Regions from separate parts of the Homo sapiens genome. Here regions 1 and 3 are each linked to region 2. A link is a contact called in ENCODE Hi-C or POLR2A ChIA-PET data. All regions are on one chromosome and are shown on one strand. Each heading gives the region's core, a stretch centred on a gene start or an enhancer-like site at or near the end of the contact. The rest is flanking DNA. Distances are from core to core; before and after follow the strand shown. Region 1 overlaps FLNB (filamin B). Region 2 overlaps ARHGEF3 (Rho guanine nucleotide exchange factor 3). Region 3 overlaps PXK (PX domain containing serine/threonine kinase like).

Region 1 (2,835 bases), core at 321-2,820, 1.3 Mb after region 2:
ATTTTTAGTAAAGATGGGGATTCACCATGTTGGCCAGGCTGGTCCCGAACTCCTGACCTCAGGTGATCACCCGCCTTGGCCTCCCAAAGTGCTAGGATCACAGGCATGAGCCACTACGCCCTGCCAGTATGTACTCTTTTTGTCTGGCTTCTTCTAGCATAGTTATTCTGAAATTCATCCTTGTTGCATGTGTCAATAGTCCTATTCCTTTTTATTGCTGAGTAGTAGTCCATTGTATGGATATACTACATTTTGTTTATACATCCTTCTGTTGATAACATTTGGGTGGTTTCTTATTTATTTATTTATTTTTGAGACGGAGTCTCACTCTGTTGAACAGGCTGGAGTGCAGTGGTGTGATCTTGGCTCACTGCAACCTCCACCTCCCGGGTTCAAGCAATTCTCCTGCCTCAGCCTTCTGAGTAGCTGGGATTACAGGCATTTGCCACCACACCTGGCTAATTTTTGTATTTTTAGTAGAGACGGGGTTTCACCATGTTGGTCATGCTGGTCTCGAACTCCTGACCTTAGGCGATCCGCTCACCTCTGCCTCCCAAAGTGCAGGGATTATAGGTGTGAGCCACCACGCCTGGCCGGGTGGTTTCTAAATAAAGCTATCATGAACATCTTTTACTACTCTTTGTATGGATGTATATTTCTATTTTTCTGAGTGGAATGTTAGGATCATACATCATAGGTGTACGTTTAACTGTTCAAGAAACTGCCAAACTGTTTCCCAAAGTGGTTGTATTGTTTTACATTTCCACGAGCAGTGTTTGAGAGCTCCAGTTCTTGCACATCCTAGCCACAAAAAGGTTCTGTTTTTTAAAGACAATTTTTTTTTTTTTTTGAGAGTTTCGCCCTAGTCGCCCAGGCTGGAGTGCAGTGGTAAGCGAATCCCTGCTACAGGCCAGAGACTGTTCTCAGTTGGTTTTTACACCAAGTATCGCACTTCATTCTAACACTCCACCATTTTACAAATGAGGAAACCGAGGCACTGAGAGGTTTAGTAACTTGTGGCACAGCCAGGAAGCAGTAGAGAAAGACTTTGAATATAAATGTATCCATTAGGATGTATATGGTTCCAAGTCATGGGAAACCTACCTAATCCTGGTTTATCCAAAAAGGGAGCTCATTGGCTCTCGTAACTGAAAAGTCAAGGGGTAGGCAGGCAGTTGGACCTGGAAGTCTCCAGGGCATCAGAGAGCCTTGGCTCTGCTTCTCTGATTCTGTTGTCTCTCCACAGACGGGTGGGTGTAGCAGTCCCAGGCCCGCAGCCACACCCCACACCTCCCAGAGGAAGAAGGCGGGCCCTGATCCCAGCAGTCCCAGGAAAGCCCTGAGGTTCACTGTGATTGGACCAGCCTATGTCACCTGCTCACATCTCAGCCCACCACTGGCAAGGGTGTTTGACTCTTGGGAATGACTCTTGGGACTGGCTTGTCCTAGATCACATGTTCTACCTGAAATTGGGGACATTGCAGAGGATTGGTGGAGTGGACCTCAAGGAGGTGTTTCACGTGGCTTCCTGTGTCACTAGGTTGCCATTTATTCTTTAGAAAGCCCCTTTGTTTGATGAAACCCTGGTGTCACAGGCTGTGTGACTTAGGGTAATCCCCTTGTCCACATCTGTGAAGTGAGATTACCTCTTCACCTCACAGGCAGATCAAACAGGAAAACAAAAACAAAACCAAACCCAAAATACACGTAAATTGCAGAGTGCTTGAGGTTTCTTTTAAGCTGTCTATGTAATTAAAAGCTGTTACTTAGACTTGGATATGAAATAAAATCTGACTTCAAATTTAAGTGGTGTAATTTCCATGCCTCTTAAAATATCAGGTAACTTCATTTGTGAGCCTCAGTCTGTAGACTTGAGGGATTTCCATCTGAAGAGGGGGCAGAATGGTGGTTTAGGGAACGCAACATGTACCCCACCCCCAACTTTTTTAAGAGGAAGAGTTGAAAGAAATAATGAATGTGTGAGAAATAAGGGGTTTGATTGCCTTCCAGGGTCCATGTTGAAGGAGAGGAAAATGTAGCTCAACCACAGTGACTCTCCCCAATTAAAAACTAAAAAAAGATCCGTGGTTATAGGGCTTGGACTTCGGACAAGCCAGCAGCCTCAGTCATTGTGAGTGTGATTCCAGATTGGAAGGTTCTGCTAGGAGGAAAGTGGAAGTTTTGAGAATTCCTAGTTGGACAGAATGCCTCTTGATCACGGCCTTAGCTAAAGGAGACCACTCTTTGCTGGATGGATCAGTCAGCTACGTGTGAAGTTTGGCTCAGTACAACATTCTCGGCCTGGGGCGGCAGCATGGGAAAGATTTTTATTGGAATTAACTTTCTACAGAGATGTACTTTCAAATGAGACCATCCTTCTCTCACTGGTGAGCTCACCCGGGCTCTTATTCCACAAAGCTTAATTGTTTTGGACCCATACATTTAAACTCCTTAATTAATTGACTCAAGACTTAGGACAGATTTGCTTTTCTTTATAATGACTCCATGGCTGTAAATGCTGCTGATTCAGATGAAAGAGGACCCTAGAGCACAGAATGAGAAGGACGTGGACTCAGGATACCTGTTTCTTTATTCTGACTGTGCTCTTCGTCAGCTCTGGGGCTTTGGACCCCAGTTTTGTAACCACCTAACGAGTTCACCTTGCCTGCTGCCTAGACGGAGCTGATTTATCAAGACAGAGGAATTGCAATGGAGAAAGAGTAAGTCACCCAGAGCCAGCTGTGTGGGAGGCTAGAATTTTATTGTTACTGAAATCAGTCTCCCGAGCATTTGGGATCAGAGTTTTTAAAGATAATTCGGCAGGTAGGGGCTCAG
Region 2 (2,870 bases), core at 212-2,711:
GTACAAAAATTAGCCGGGGCGTGGTGGCATGTGCCTGTAATCCCAGCTACTCAGGAGGCTGAGGCAGGAGAATCGCTTGAACCCAGGAGGCGGAGATTGCAGTGAGCCAAGATCGTGCCACTGCACTCCAGTCTGGGCGACAAGAGTGAGACTCCGTCTCAGAAAAAAAAAAAAGTTATAATTACCTGCTGGATGGAATATTATCTAGACAATTCAGAGATAATTTAAAATGTAAACACCCCTTCTATGTAGCCTAAAATAAAATCAGGATTAAAAATCTATATGTGAACATTTTATAGTTATGCAAAAAATGCACATGAGCAAAGATATAAAGGGAACATCACAAAATTCTATTGTTGTTTCATGTTGACATTATGAGTGATTTCTGTCCTCCTTTATATATTTTTAGCCTTTTTTTTTTGTTTTGAGATGGAGTCTTGCTCTGTCGCCCAGGCTGGTGTGCAGTGGCGCAGTCTCAGCTCACTGCAAGCTCCGCCTCCCGGGTTCACACCATTCTCCTGCCTCAGCCTCCCAAGTAGCTGGGACTACAGGCACCTGCCACCACGCCCGGCTAATTTTTTGTATTTTTAGAAAAGACGGGGTTTCACTGTGTTAGCCAGGGTGGTCTCCATCTCCTGACCTCGTGATCCGCCCGCCTCGGCCTCCCAAAGTGTCTAAAATGGCCGGGCGTGGTGGCTCACGCCTGTAATCCCAGCACTTTGGGAGGCTGAGGCGGGCGGATCACCTGAGGTCAGGAGTTCAAGACCAGCCTGAACAACATGGTGAAACCCTGTCTTTATTAAAAATACAAAAAAAATTAGCTGGACGTGATGGTAGGTGCCTGTAATCCCAGCTACTTGGGAAGCTGAGGCAGAAGAATTGCTTGAACCCGTGAAGTGGAGATTGTAGTAAGCTGAGATTGCGCCACTGTACTCCAGCCTGGGCGACAGAGCAAGACTCCCTCTAAAGGAAAAAAAAAAAAATAGAAAATGAGGCGGGGCTTGGTGGCTCATGTCTGTAATCCCAGTTCTTCGGGAAGCCAAGGCAGGCGGATGGCTTGAGCTGAGGAGTTCGAGACCACTCTGGGCAACGTAGCAAGACCTCATTTCAGTTCTAAATTAAAAAAATATATATAGATATATATGTAAGAATAAATGAAAAATGTAAAAAGAAACTTCCAAAGAGCTTCAGGGTATTACCACAACCTTCTGGAAGCAGGACGCTCACTCTGCAAGTAGCAACACAAGCCCCTTAGGCTGGCACAAGTAGTGGGGGTGCTCCTGGGCTCACTAATGAGCTCATGATGGCTGGACCAGCCCTATGCAGGTCAAGAAAGTACTTGCACCAAATACACAGTTCACTAATGGTATCTTACAAATCCTTGTGATCTCTTAAAAACAGTCCCTTGTAAACAGTAACCAGGAACTAAATGCACACAGATCGCCAGCACTCGGAATCAATTAGCCACAAGCATTAAAAGGTCAAAACAAGTGCAGTGAGTCATTAAGTAACTTGCTCAACCCAGTTTGCAGTTCTGATGGCAGCTGAGTTAAGAATTAAAGAGCAGAAAGAAAGGAAACACACACAAAAACTTCAAAATGAAAGTTTCCACTTTCACTTGAGAGAATCAACCTCCTATCCTGTTATATTTTCAGTCCTTGGCTAACTTTAAACTCCCCCTACCAGTTTGAAAATAATGTATGCTAACTTTAAATTCTCATACATTACAAAAGTATATAAAATTAAGTACAAATGCCCTCATTTCCCCAAGTCTATCTCCTAGAAGTAACAACTGTTAAGTTTGTTCTAGCTCTTTCCAAACTTTTTCCATGCATTTGTTAACATTCATAGAAAACTGAATTTTTTTTTTTTTTTTTTTTTGAGATGGAGTCTCGCTCTGTCGCCCAGGCTGGAGTGCAGTGGCACGATCTCGGCTCACTGCAAGCTCTGCCTATTGGGTTCACACCATTCTCCTGCCTCAGCCTCCCAAGTAGCTGGGACTACAGGAGCCCGCCACCAGGCCCAGCTAATTTTTTTGTATTTTTAGTAGAGATGGGGTTTCACCATGTTGGTCTCGATCTCCTGACCTCGTGATCCGCCTGCCTTGGCCTCCCGAAGTGCTGGGATTACAGGCGTGAGCCTCCGCGCCTGGCCGAGAATGTTTTCTCTTTCTACTTGACAGTATCTTGAGGTGAAATTTACATAACTCAATTACTTTTTCGTTGTTGTTTTTTTGGAGATGGGTCTTGCTCTGTTGCCCATACTGGAGTGCAGTGGTGCAACCATATCTCACTGTAACCTCAAACTCATGGGCTCAAGTGATGCTTCCACCTCAATCTCTTGAGTAGCTGAGATTATAGATGAGTGCCACCGCTAAGCAAGTGCCTGGCTAACTTTTGTATTTTTGATTTAGTAGACATGGGGTCTTGCTGTGTTGCCCAGGTTGGTCTTGAACTTCTGGTCTCAAGAGATCCTCCCGCCTCAGCCTCCCAAACTGCTGGGATTACAGGCATGAGCCACTGTGCCCAGCCTACAATTAACCATTTTTTAGTGAACAATTCAGTGCTATTTAGTATATTCACAAGGTTGTACAACTACCATCTCTATTTAGTTCCAAAACATTTCCATTACCTCAAATTCACGTATTCTTTTTAATGGCTGCAGAATTAGTATCCCTCCCATAGTCTGGACAGACCTATTGATTTAATCAATCCACAACTGATGGACATTAAAATTGTTTCCAGTGTCTGGCTATTACAAAAAGTGCCTCAGTGAACATGCTTTGTGTATTTGTGCTGATACTTCTAAAAGGCAGGAATTCCTTAAGTGGAATTCCTTGGTCTAAGAAGTATGAACATTTTAATGTTTGA
Region 3 (2,700 bases), core at 35-2,534, 1.6 Mb after region 2:
TGTAATCTCAGCACTTTGGCAGGTTGAGGAGGGAGGATTGCTTGAGGCCAGGAGATCGAGACCAGCCTAAGCAATATAGCAAGATCTAGTCTCTACAAAACTTAAAAAAAAAAAAAAGTCAGGTGTGGTGGCATACCTGTAGTCTCAGCTACTCAGGAGGTTGAGTAGAAGAATCCCTTGAGCCCAGGCAGTGGAGGCTGCAGTGAGCTATGATTGCACCACTGCACTCCAGCCTAGGTAACAGAGTGAGACCCTGTCTGTACTTTTTTTTAATTAATATGTTTTGCATTCCTCTTGTCATAAAAGTATTTGAAATCTGGTGTGTATTTTACAATTACAGCATATCTCAATTGGGACTAGCCACATATCAGATGCTCAGTAGCCACATATTGCTTGTGGCTACTAGGCAGCAGAGATACAGACATTAAAAATATTTGCCAGGCATGGTAGCTCATGCCTGTAGCCCCAGTTACTAGGGAGGCTGAGGTGGGAGGATCACTTGAGCCCAGGAGTTCAAGGCTGCAGTGAGCTATGGTTGTACCACTGCACTCCAGCCTGGGCGACAGAGCCAGACCCCATCTCCAAAAGAAATTAAAAATAAAATCCCAAATGTGTTGTTATGGAGAGAGATCCATGTTATATTAAGTGAGAGAAAAAGCAAGTCATAACACACTATGTTTAGTATGCTTTCATTCTCATAAATATCTTTTTTTTTTTTTTTTGAGACGGAGTCTCACTCTGTCGCCCAGGCTGGAGTGCAGTGATGTGATCTTGGCTCACTGCAACCTCTGCCTCCCCGGTTCAAGCGATTCTCCTGCCTCAGCCTCCTGAGTAGCTGGGATTACAGGCTCCTGCCACCACGCCTGGCTAATTTTTGTATTTTTAGTAGAGACGGGGTTTCACCATGTTGGCCAGGCTGGTCTTGAACTGCTGACCTCAAATGATCTACCCTCCTCGGCTTCCCAAAGAGCTGGGATTACAGGCATGAGCCACAGCACCTGGCCACATTTTCATAAATATCTGTGTTTATACCTGCAAATAAACAGTCTGTAACTGCACACTATCCAGTATTTTAGCCACTAGGCTAATAAAATTAAGCTAAAAATTCAGTCCCTTCGTCACCCTATCCACATTCCAAGAGCTCAGTAGTCCCTTGTGCATAGTGGCTACCATATTGGATATCAAGCCTTAGGTCACTGCTCTCTTCAAACTGCTGAACTGGTTGAGAAAGACTGAGCTTAACGGATAGAACCTGCTAGCCCTGCAGCCATTGGGGTTTTGTGACTACTGAGTCCCAGAGCCTCTGTGGTTTTTAAGAGTAACACACAGGAAGGAAGCTCACTGAGGTGCAACCGTTATTAGTACCTTGGGGAGTTTAACAGGAGCACAGTGTAGAAGCAAAACAGCTTTGTGGAGGACCCTGTTCCGTTTTTGTACAACTGAAATTAACTACTATTCAAATTGCTGAGGATCACATAAACCTGATGTCCACTTTAGGCATGTTCTTATAAAAATGTTCCTTTCGACTGCTTCTTAACTGCCTAATGTACATTATGGGGCTTGCTTAACATTTTGGAGAAAAAATAGTTTCTTACTTGTACATAACTTCTAGGTGGTGCTCACATTACATTCAGCTCCAGCAGTTTGTGTCCATGTAGTAGGAGGTAGGCTGCAAAGTATAGGGGTATTAAAACCAGGTGGTTGTGGTATTCTGAGAGCTCTATTGCTATAGTAACTCATATTCTCCAGGCCCGGGTTCTTGTCCTTACTCTGCCCTTCACCCTGTCAGCTTCCCCCTGACTTGATAGACTGGTTCTGCCTGTCCAGCTGCACTCTGTTCATCAAAATGAGTCCTTGGAGCATGTGAAAGTATTGTGTCCAAGGGCATAGAAGGTAGGAACCGCTGTGCCCCTGGGTCAGACTGGCCTGGGGTGGAGTCTATTCTCATCACATACTAGTGGTGCGCCCTTGTTTAAGGCATCTACCCTCTCTGAGCTTCAGGGTTTTTGTTGTATAAGAGATGTAGTGACGCCTCCCTTCAGACATTGTTGGGAGATGGAGTAAACTGAGGGCTAGAAGGCAGAGAGTAAGTGCCCCATAAGCAGAGCAGTTATACCTCCCTCTCTGAAGATATGTGTCTGCATGGCATGTGTACTGTGGTCACTTCCACAGTTGGTTATGAAATTGGAGCTAGTGTCTCAGGATGACACAGCAACCTTCTCAGAGTAGGAAGGATAGATTTATATGTACGTTATCCTAAGTGATGGTGACCATTATTAAAACCAGTAGGGACTTCTAGCTTGACTTCAGCCTATAGTTTCAAGCTTCTCTCCCACTAAATGCTTTAGCAGCCCTGTTACAAGTAGAAGAGCTCCTTTACTTTACTTTCATCTTCTGTTTTCCCAGTCTCCCCAGCACAGAAAGTACTGATGAGTAGTAAAATGACCAAAAGCTCCCTTGTCAAAGGAAAAAAGGTGCATTTATCATTGATAACATACCAGGCTCTTACCCAAGCTCAGATGATCTCAATCTTTATTACTCAGGATTCCTTATTTAATTTATTTTATTTTTCCAAGAAAGGGTCTCACTCTATCGCCCAGGCTGGAGTGCAGTGGTGCAATCACGGCTCACGGCAGCCTCCATCTCCCTGGGCTTAAATGATCCTTCTTGGGCTTCAGTGATCCACCCGCCTCAGCCCCC

Evidence for each region. A loop is a pair of places that touch in the nucleus more often than their neighbours do. ChIA-PET counts read pairs that join two places held with the same protein, here RNA polymerase II (POLR2A). Pooled maps may share reads with other maps.
Region 1: a pooled map shows a loop between it and region 2 (4-fold over the local background). The contact joins two enhancer-like sites. A Hi-C loop is called at or near these places in 3 of 37 single-sample maps with no recorded cell type and 3 of 50 pooled maps. POLR2A ChIA-PET finds 5 or more read pairs at or near these places in 1 of 52 experiments (activated T-cell).
Region 3: a pooled map shows a loop between it and region 2 (5-fold over the local background). The contact joins two enhancer-like sites. A Hi-C loop is called at or near these places in 1 of 37 single-sample maps with no recorded cell type and 2 of 50 pooled maps.

The regions. Positions count from the first base shown.
Region 1 is chr3:58,033,566-58,036,400 of GRCh38, forward strand. All of the region lies in intron 1 of FLNB (filamin B), which reads left to right. Among named protein-coding and RNA genes, the nearest start is that of FLNB, 27 kb to the left of the region's middle. RefSeq lists an enhancer at 1,303-1,802. Within about 2 kb of position 1,571, at least 6 of the 41 ENCODE cell types and tissues checked have a DNase peak (open chromatin) inside an H3K27ac peak, as active enhancers do.
Region 2 is chr3:56,757,315-56,760,184 of GRCh38, forward strand. All of the region lies in intron 2 of ARHGEF3 (Rho guanine nucleotide exchange factor 3), which reads right to left. Among named protein-coding and RNA genes, the nearest start is that of ARHGEF3, 43 kb to the right of the region's middle. Within about 2 kb of position 1,462, at least 23 of the 41 ENCODE cell types and tissues checked have a DNase peak (open chromatin) inside an H3K27ac peak, as active enhancers do.
Region 3 is chr3:58,348,652-58,351,351 of GRCh38, forward strand. The region is part of intron 1 of PXK (PX domain containing serine/threonine kinase like); the gene reads left to right. Among named protein-coding and RNA genes, the nearest start is that of PXK, 17 kb to the left of the region's middle. RefSeq lists an enhancer at 855-1,134. Within about 2 kb of position 1,285, at least 9 of the 41 ENCODE cell types and tissues checked have a DNase peak (open chromatin) inside an H3K27ac peak, as active enhancers do.